2 separate regions of the Homo sapiens genome follow, and region 1 is linked to region 2. Evidence: read pairs that join two places in POLR2A ChIA-PET (ENCODE). Cell type or tissue: PC-9. All regions are shown on one strand. Links, peaks and the distances in the headings refer to the core of each region. The heading gives the core; the rest is flanking DNA.

Region 1 (4,067 bases), core at 988-3,487, 130 kb before region 2:
ATCTCTTTGTAGCTCATCCTCCTTCACTCCCTTGGATGGAGGACAGAAGAAGTCCTATTGGAAGATAAGAATAACCTGGGGGCCTGGCCCAGGATCTGGGGAGCCTGGCCTGCCATGTCTTGCTCCCGGAAGGAGTGTGGGGAGAATGGCGGAGCTGGGGGTCCAGGTGCATTTTCAGTACGATTGAAACTGGATCGCAAGTCAAGAAGCCATGGGTTCGAGTGTGGGCCCTACTGTTCTCCCCCTGGGTGACCCAGGCCAGCGATTCTGTTGCCTGTTCCAGGGGAGCACAGCAGTTCTTTGCAGGGGCCTGGTGAGAGGGTCACACCAGAAGGGCCTGGTGGAGCCACATCACAGGCTCCTTTCACTGTCTCACCTTCAGCCCAGCAGGGAGGCACACATTCCTCCTACCGCTGGGCAGCTGGAGACAAACCCCATTTCATCCGGGGCTTAACTGAAGAGGCAGTGATTGGCTTCAGCGCTGCAGGAATGGCAGAGATGTGAAGCTATATTATCCTTTATGGGCCTTGGAGGGCTTTTCGAGGCTAATTTTGACCATACTGTTTCTATCATCCTTGCTAACCTTAGAACCATGCTTCCACATGTGATTCTAAGAGATGCGGTTTCTACTTTTGGTGAAAGAGGGAGATTTCTACTTTCAGTGAAAGTCCCTTTAAATCAAACTAAAGTACTGGTCAATACAAGATTATTAGCATCATCGTTTGTGATCCAGGGAAGTTAAGTCTTTCTATCACCAAGAAGCAACGTCCCCCTCCCGGCCACCCCAGGCCTGGACTTCTAGGAGGAGGGCCGACTGCTCATTCCCCTCAGCCCCACTCACTGCCCCTGTTGGTGTCCCATTGTGCATCGTGACCTCTCTCCCCATGTCCCATCCTGTCACTGTGCGTCCGAATCTGATGCAGTCTCTGCTCTGTGTTTCCTCCTCGTGTCCCGCCTGGAACCTCCTGGCCCCTGCGCGGCTCCTCGGGTTTCTGCTGACAGCTGAGCTGTGTGGGGCCTGGCCCCTTCCCCATTCTGTGCCTGGCCTGGCTCCAGCCAGGGAGGGAGGACAACCAGGGGAGAGGGGAGGGGAGTGGAGGAAAGAGGGGAAGAAGGAAGAGAGAGAGGAGGAGGAGAGGAGAGGGAAGAGGAAAGGAGAAGAGAGGAAGAAAAGAGAGGGGAGGGGAGGAGAGGAGAGAAAAGAGGAAAAGAAGGAAGAGAGGAAGGAGGAGGAGTTGAGGAGAGGGAAGAGGAAGGGAGAGGAGAAGAGAGGAAGAAAAGAAGGAGGAGAGGGGAGGAGAGGAGAGGACAGGAGAAGAGAGGAGAGGAAGAGGACAAGAAGGAAGAGAGGAAGGAGGCAGAGGAGAGGAGAGGGAAGAGGAGGGGAAAGAAGAGTGGAAGAAAAGAGGGAGGAGGAGAGGAGAGGAGAGGAAGGAAGAGAAGAAGGAGGAGAGGGGAGGGCGAGGGAACGGAGTAAAAGAGAGAGGAGGGGAGGGGAGGGGAAGAGAAGAGAGGAAGAAAAGAGGAAGGAGGAGAGAGGGAAGGAGACAGGGGAAGAGAGGAAGAAAAGAGGAAGGAGGAGAGGAAGGAGAGGAGGGAGGAGAGGGGAAGGGAATCGGGGAGATGAGGGGCTGACTGCAGGCTGATGACTGTGGAAGCCACACCATCCAGCCCAGCTGGGGAAAATGCAGGGTCTGTGAGCATTTATGCCCCTGTGAGCACACGGGCATTGGAAGTGTCCAGTGAGCCACCCCATCCCTTCTGTGGAGGCCCCGGATGGAAGGCACAGGGCCTTGAGTTCAAAGGCCACTCCTGGCCCAACCATCACTTTGTAGCTCAGCCTCCTTCACTCCCTTGGATGGAGGAGGGAAGAAGTCCTATTGGAAGATGAGAATAACCTGGGGGCCTGGCCCAGGATTTTGGGGAGCTCACTGGATCTTGGAGTCAGAAACCCAGAATTAGACCTGAGACCCTCAAGGCATATCCAGTGCCTCCCATGGCAAAGGCCTGCCCTGTGGGCTCCTCGAGTCCCTTCTTTCCAGCAGGGAGAGGGGCCTCCTGGCCTCTCTGGTATAAGGGCATCTAGAATAGGATGAGCCTTTGGAGAGGGTCTGACTGTGGGTGCCTGGAGACCTGGACAGAGGAAAGAGCCTGAACGCAGGGCCTGGGTTCTAGCCTCAGCTCTGCTAGTGGCTTGCCGCGAGGCCTTGTGCAGGCCACTGCACCTCTCTGGGCCTCAGTTTCTCATCTGTGCAATGCAAGGGTCTGTCTTCACCTACCATCTTCTGTGAATGGGAGTCTTTAAGACTCCTGGCTTGGAGAGCTGAGGGAAGGAGAAGGTAATTTACATTTGTCCCCCTCTCCTTCTCTTGGTACCGTAGCCAATACAGGGGATGCTACAAATCCCCAAAATGCTAGTGTAAGCTGAATGGCAGGGCCAAAAGACTCAAGTTCTAGACTCAGCTCCACTTCTGGCTGAGCCTCAGTTTCTCCATCAGCATAAAGGGGTGGAATAGGCCAGCCACCAGGAGGTTGTGAATGCAAGCTGGATTGCAAAGGCTACTTAGAGGACTGGCTCCCATGCTTGGCCCTGCTTTGGCATCACCTGCAGATATTGTTTAAAATGGAGATGCTCAGGCCGCACCCCAGACCTAGTTATCAAACTCCTCAGAGGGGACCTGATTCTGTTTATTGTAACGAGTTTCCCAAGTGACTGTGACAGTCAATTGGGAATGAGGTCCTCCTAGCCGAGATGCACGGGGAGCCTAGGAGAAGACATTGGGCCTCACTTCCAGGCCTGAGCACCCTTTGTCCTTCAAGAGCATTGGATTCTGGAGGCCTCCAGTGACTGGCTTCCAGAGCCAGGATTGGCTTTTGCCATCAGAGTTAGGCAGGGTGGGTAGCCCTGGTCCCAGGGAGGCTTGGCCATGAGCTTGGCTGTTAGATCGCTAGACCCAGGCAGTGTGCATGAGGACTCAGAGCTTCAGGACGAGGACTGGCCCCGCCAGGTCAACTGTTGCTGGTGGCCTTGACTCCTTGACTCCTTGTCCCGATGCCAAGCCGACAAAGGACTACAGAGGATGACCCCGAGGCCCATCCTCCTCCCAAACCTCCCCTGTCGTTCCTCTGCTCCCTGCCGTTTTCACGCTGTGTCTTTTCCTGTCCCATCTCTTCTCCTTGTTTTTCCAGAAAAGAAAGTCCAGTTCCAGCGTTCAGTTAATGGTGAGTGTCTGCCGTCTCCTAACGCCGGTAAATGCTGGGCCTCGAACCCTTGCTCCTGCCTCCCTCCTGCAGGCTGCACTGGGAACCTGGGGCGGGGAGAGGGTGCTCAGGGCGTGCTTGGTACGTGTGCCTTGTGTGACAATATGTGTGTTGTGTGTGTGTGTTGTTTGCGTGTTTCTGTTGACACCTCCAACTCCACGGCCCAGACCAGCAGGCTGACAGCAGACCTGAGATCCTCCTCGGGTGTGAAGGTGGATCTGAACCCAGTCCTATGTCCAGACCTTGGCTTCTCGCTTCTCCCTGCCCCTCTGCTCTAGAATTCATCTCAGGCTTGGTTTGTGCCAATCGCGGCGAGGGTGGGGCTTGGTTTGGCCAAAGTAGTAGGTGCCACAGAGGCCCCTCTTGAGCTGGTGTAAGGCTACCAGGCCCGCCGGTGGCAGGGGAGCCACCAGCCCTGCCTCTGTCTAGGGTCCAGTGGTGGCATGGTGGCCCACCTCCCTCTTCTGGTTCCATCGCTGTCTCACTCAGTCGTGTGGTTTTTCTCCCCTCTGAAGAGCCCACCATCTCTCACACTGGGCCTCCCTCTCTCTCTCTTCCTCCCCTGCCAGTGTATGTTCCTCCCCACTCTGCGGCCGCCATGGTGTCTCTCTGCTCCTCCACACCCCTTCTTCACCCCCTCGAGCAGAAAGGACCCAGGACGCCCCTCAGTCCTTCCAGAAAGGCCAGGGTTCTCTTTGCAGCCATCCCTTTCCCCCACCCGGCCCCTGGCCACCTGCTCAGCTGGGCCCTCCCCGTCTTGAGGCTGGAGAATCTGACAGGGTTTTCAGGACAGCATCTGGAAGGCA
Region 2 (4,067 bases), core at 780-3,279:
ATCACCCTCAGTCTTAATCCATCCACCAGAGTCTAGAAGGCCAGACGGGCCCCGCATCTGTGATGAGAATGTAAATGTGCCAGTGTGGAGTGGCCACGTGTGTGTGCCAGTATATGGCCCTGGCTCTGCATTGGACCTGCTATGAGGCTTTGGAGGAATCCCTCACCCTCTCTGGGCCTCAGTTTCCCCTTCAAAAAATGAATAAGTCGGACTTATTAACTCTGAGTGCCTTGCCAGCACTAACATTCTAGAGTATTCCAGGTGGTTGCACATTTGTCCAGATGAAGCAAGGCCATATACCCTAAACTTCCATCCTGGGGGTCAGCTGGGCTCCTGGGAGATTCCAGATCACACATCACACTCTGGGGACTCAGGAACCATGCCCCTTCCCCAGGCCCCCAGCAAGTCTCAAGAACACAGCTGCACAGGCCTTGACTTAGAGTGACAGCCGGTGTCCTGGAAAGCCCCCAGCAGCTGCCCCAGGGACATGGGAAGACCACGGGACCTCTTTCACTACCCACGATGACCTCCGGGGGTATCCTGGGCAAAAGGGACAAAGAGGGCAAATGAGATCACCTCCTGCAGCCCACCACTCCAGCACCTGTGCCGAGGTCTGCGTCGAAGACAGAATGGACAGTGAGGACAGTTATGTCTTGTAAAAGACAAGAAGCTTCAGATGGGTACCCCAAGAAGGATGTGAGAGGTGGGCGCTTTGGAGGTTTGCCCCTCACCCACCAGCTGCCCCATCCCTGAGGCAGCGCTCCATGGGGGTATGGTTTTGTCACTGCCCAGACCTAGCAGTGACATCTCATTGTCCCCAGCCCAGTGGGCATTGGAGGTGCCAGGGGAGTCAGGGTTGTAGCCAAGACGCCCCCGCACGGGGAGGGTTGGGAAGGGGGTGCAGGAAGCTCAACCCCTCTGGGCACCAACCCTGCATTGCAGGTTGGCACCTTACTTCCCTGGGATCCCCAGAGTTGGTCCAAGGAGGGAGAGTGGGTTCTCAATACGGTACCAAAGATATAATCACCTAGGTTTACAAATATTTTTAGGACTCACGTTAACTCACATTTATACAGCAGAAATGCTATTTTGTATGCTGTTGAGTTTTTCTATCTGTGTACTTTTTTTTAAGGGAAAGATTTTAATATTAAACCTGGTGCTTCTCACTCACAGACTTTGTGGTCTCTCTCGGGTTTGGGTTCCTGCCCATAGGGAGTGTGGAGTGGGGCACATGAGGCTCACCCAGACGCAGACCCCCAGACAGGTCCCTTCAGCTCTGAGTCTCATTTCATTCATCTGTAAAGTGGGGATTTTCGCTCTCCCACCCCTCGCTGGAAGCTGGGGGGCCTAGACCTTGGGCTTGGTTTCCCAAGGTGGGAAGCGAGCAGGCTTTTCTGGCTCCACAGAGCCTGGCCTTGAGTCGGGCAGGAGGGTGTGGGGCTGCAGGGCTGCTCCAAGGCTCTGGTGCTGAGGCGTCTCACTGCCTCCACCATGTGCTTTGGCTTTGGCTATCAGCTGGGACACCCTCCCCTCCACTCCGCCCACAGGCCCGGATTGAGGCCGGCGTGCTCTGTGACAGGCAGCTGCTAGAGCCCAGATTCCAGGTCCAGGTGAGTCATGATCAGGCCCCAGGTAGGAGAAGGGCAGACAGAGTGTCCAAAAGCGTGAGAGCACGAAGTGAGGAGAAGGTGGAGAAGAGAGAAGAGGAAGAGGAAGAGGAAGAGAGGAAGCGGAGGGAACTGCGGCCAGGGTAAGGACAGGGGAGGGAATAGGGTGGCGACCAGGCTGTGGCTTTGAGGGCAGAGAGGTGTAGACCTGGCAGGACCCAGACCCCTCACGGCTGCAGCATCTCAGGGGTTGTGGGGCCGGCATGAGTCATAGGCTCTCCTGCCGAGCCCAGGCCTGTGGGACCCCGGCAGCAACACAGGGCCAGGGGCAATAGGGTTGCTGGGGGCAGGGGACAGAGTGCTAGGGCCCTCCCACCTGGGCCCAGAGTCCTGTACTTGGCTCACTTGAGGTGGACCAGATGTCAGCCTCAGATCCATCACTGTGTGTCCTTAGCCCCTCCCTTGCTCTCTCTGAGCTGGGGAAACGGCATCTTCATTTGAGTGGGTGCGGGAAGGACCTCATTTTGGAACCACAGGCCTCCCTGGACTGCCTCCAGGAGTCTGGGGCTGTGGCTTCAAGTGGGGAAAAGAATGGAGCCATGGGACAGCTCTGACTCACAGGCCCAGCCGCCAACTCAGGGGCAGCTGAGCCACACCAGGGAAAATACCCGACGGCTATAAGGCCTGGCCATACAAAGCCCACCATCCCAGGGATCCTGGCTTCAGAAAACACCCAGAGCCTGTGACTTCTCTTCTAGCTGTGGCAGGAGTTGAATGAGGTGATACCCGGATCTGCCTTGTAAAGAAAATAACTAGCCCACATTCCAGACAGGGATTATCTTTGCTGGTGCAAAAGCCTCTGTCTGGAGGTCAGAAGATCTCAGCTCCCTGTGTCTCAGGCCTGCTCCTTATGGGAACTTGAGTGGATTACACCACATCAGGCCTCAGTTTCCCCAGGGATAAATGGAGCTAGATGCCACACTAAGACAAAGGTTGATAAAAATCTGACTACCACTATCCAACAGTTACTATGCCCCAGGGCTGTCTGGTTGCTTCACACACATTAGCTCATTTTACCCTCCCAAAAGCCCAGTGACCTGAGTCCTACTATTATCCCATGTTACAGATGAGACACCAGTCCAAGCTGTTGTTGTTTTGTTTGTTTTTGTTTTTCTAGTTAAAGAAGTTTATTCAAGGGCAAAGTGTGAGGGTAGTCGTCAGGAAACAGGAAAACCAGAGAATGGTGATCAGTGCTTCCCTGTGTGGGGCAAGGTGAGGATGGTTTATATAGCCAGAAACGGGTGGGTAACACAATTACATTTTCCATACAAAGGTTAACGTAGAGCTACAAGATTTGATTGGCTACTATTGACTACACTTTAAGGGGGCTGCTTAACACTCATTTGTAAAGAGGTAATGATCACCAGCGTGTCATTTAGTCCAGGTTTGAATAAAGAATGGGGAGCCCGGTTAAAGTATAACATTCTCAACACAAAAATCAAGAGGCAATGGTCAGAGAGCAGTCCTGTGATGTGACTCAGTTTCCAGGGCTTAACTTTTCCCATTGGCATAATGAATTGGGGAGCTCCTGAAATTTTATTTTATTTTCACAATTTTGATTTGCATTCAAACCAAATCAAATGTGCATTCAGGGAGGTTTTGAAGTGACTTGCCCAAGATCATCTGGTCAGTGTGGCAGGGATGGGAGAGGAGCCCAGGTCAGACTGACTCCCAAGTCAGCACTCAGGGAGGTAAAGCACCCACCCAAATTTGCAGAGCTAGGGACTGGGGAAGCCTGCGACAAAACTCCTATCTTCTGTCTCCAGACCTTCTGGTACTGTGTTTCCCCAAGAGAAAGGATAGGAAAGGACTGGATGAGAAAGGAAAGCTAACATCATCTGAGAGCTAGAGAAAAATAATAAAAACTCATTTGTGGGAGGGCTTGGGCCTCTCAGGCCCCTGTGCAGAGGGCAGGCAGGGTCTGGGGTAACCACAGGTCAGCCCCTGCTGGGCTCCTGCCTCCCAGTCTCTCCCCTCAGGCGGGCCCAGGGAAGACGGGTGAGCTGGGATTTTCCTCCCAGACAGATGAGCCACTTGGACTGCACAATTCTTCCGCCACCCCACTCACGGCCGGGGTTCTTGTTCCTGGAAAAAGAGGGAAAGACTGAAAGGAGCTATTTCTGCCGGGGCCCTGACCTGCAGCTGATGAGGGTCTCACAGCTCCCATTCACGTCCCTTCTTCTTTGAATCAGGGCACCGTCTCTAACAGGCCCCTTTTATTTTAGTTATAATGTTCGGTTTTGCAATTAAAAATTATTTTTAATGGGCATCAGGATATTTCCTTCTGTCTTTGAATATGCCTTTTGTTTCTAATTTGTGCAACTATAACTTCACGTGAACCTCATGGATTCTGGCTTAGGCAAGTGGCTTCTATGTAATTAGCAGTGATTCCATCTTAAT

Evidence for each region. ChIA-PET counts read pairs that join two places held together with the same protein. Peaks named below come from ENCODE experiments on the same cell type or tissue, not always from the same donor. Only the 100,000 strongest peaks of a DNase experiment are listed, where the experiment ranks them.
Region 1: POLR2A ChIA-PET joins it to region 2 with 11 read pairs; 2 of 35 experiments call an interaction of 5 or more read pairs at or near these places.

What each region holds. Positions count from the first base shown.
Region 1 is chr5:150,238,859-150,242,925 of GRCh38, reverse strand. CAMK2A (calcium/calmodulin dependent protein kinase II alpha) reads left to right here. Exons shown (of 19, transcript NM_015981.4): 14 at 3,190-3,222. Among named protein-coding and RNA genes, the nearest start is that of CAMK2A, 49 kb to the left of the region's middle. In PC-9, for the core only: no CTCF peak of the experiment used is centred there; no DNase peak of the experiment used is centred there; H3K27me3 peaks cover 343 bases.
Region 2 is chr5:150,110,944-150,115,010 of GRCh38, reverse strand. It overlaps PDGFRB (platelet derived growth factor receptor beta), which reads left to right. Exons shown (of 23, transcript NM_002609.4): 23 at 1-1,172. It also overlaps a transcript of CSF1R not described here. Among named protein-coding and RNA genes, the nearest start is that of CSF1R, 26 kb to the right of the region's middle. RefSeq lists a promoter at 963-1,741 and enhancers at 1,653-2,402, 3,113-3,625. In PC-9, for the core only: no CTCF peak of the experiment used is centred there; DNase peaks (open chromatin) are centred at 1,600, 2,300 and 2,670; H3K4me3 peaks cover 328 bases; H3K27ac peaks cover 1,633 bases.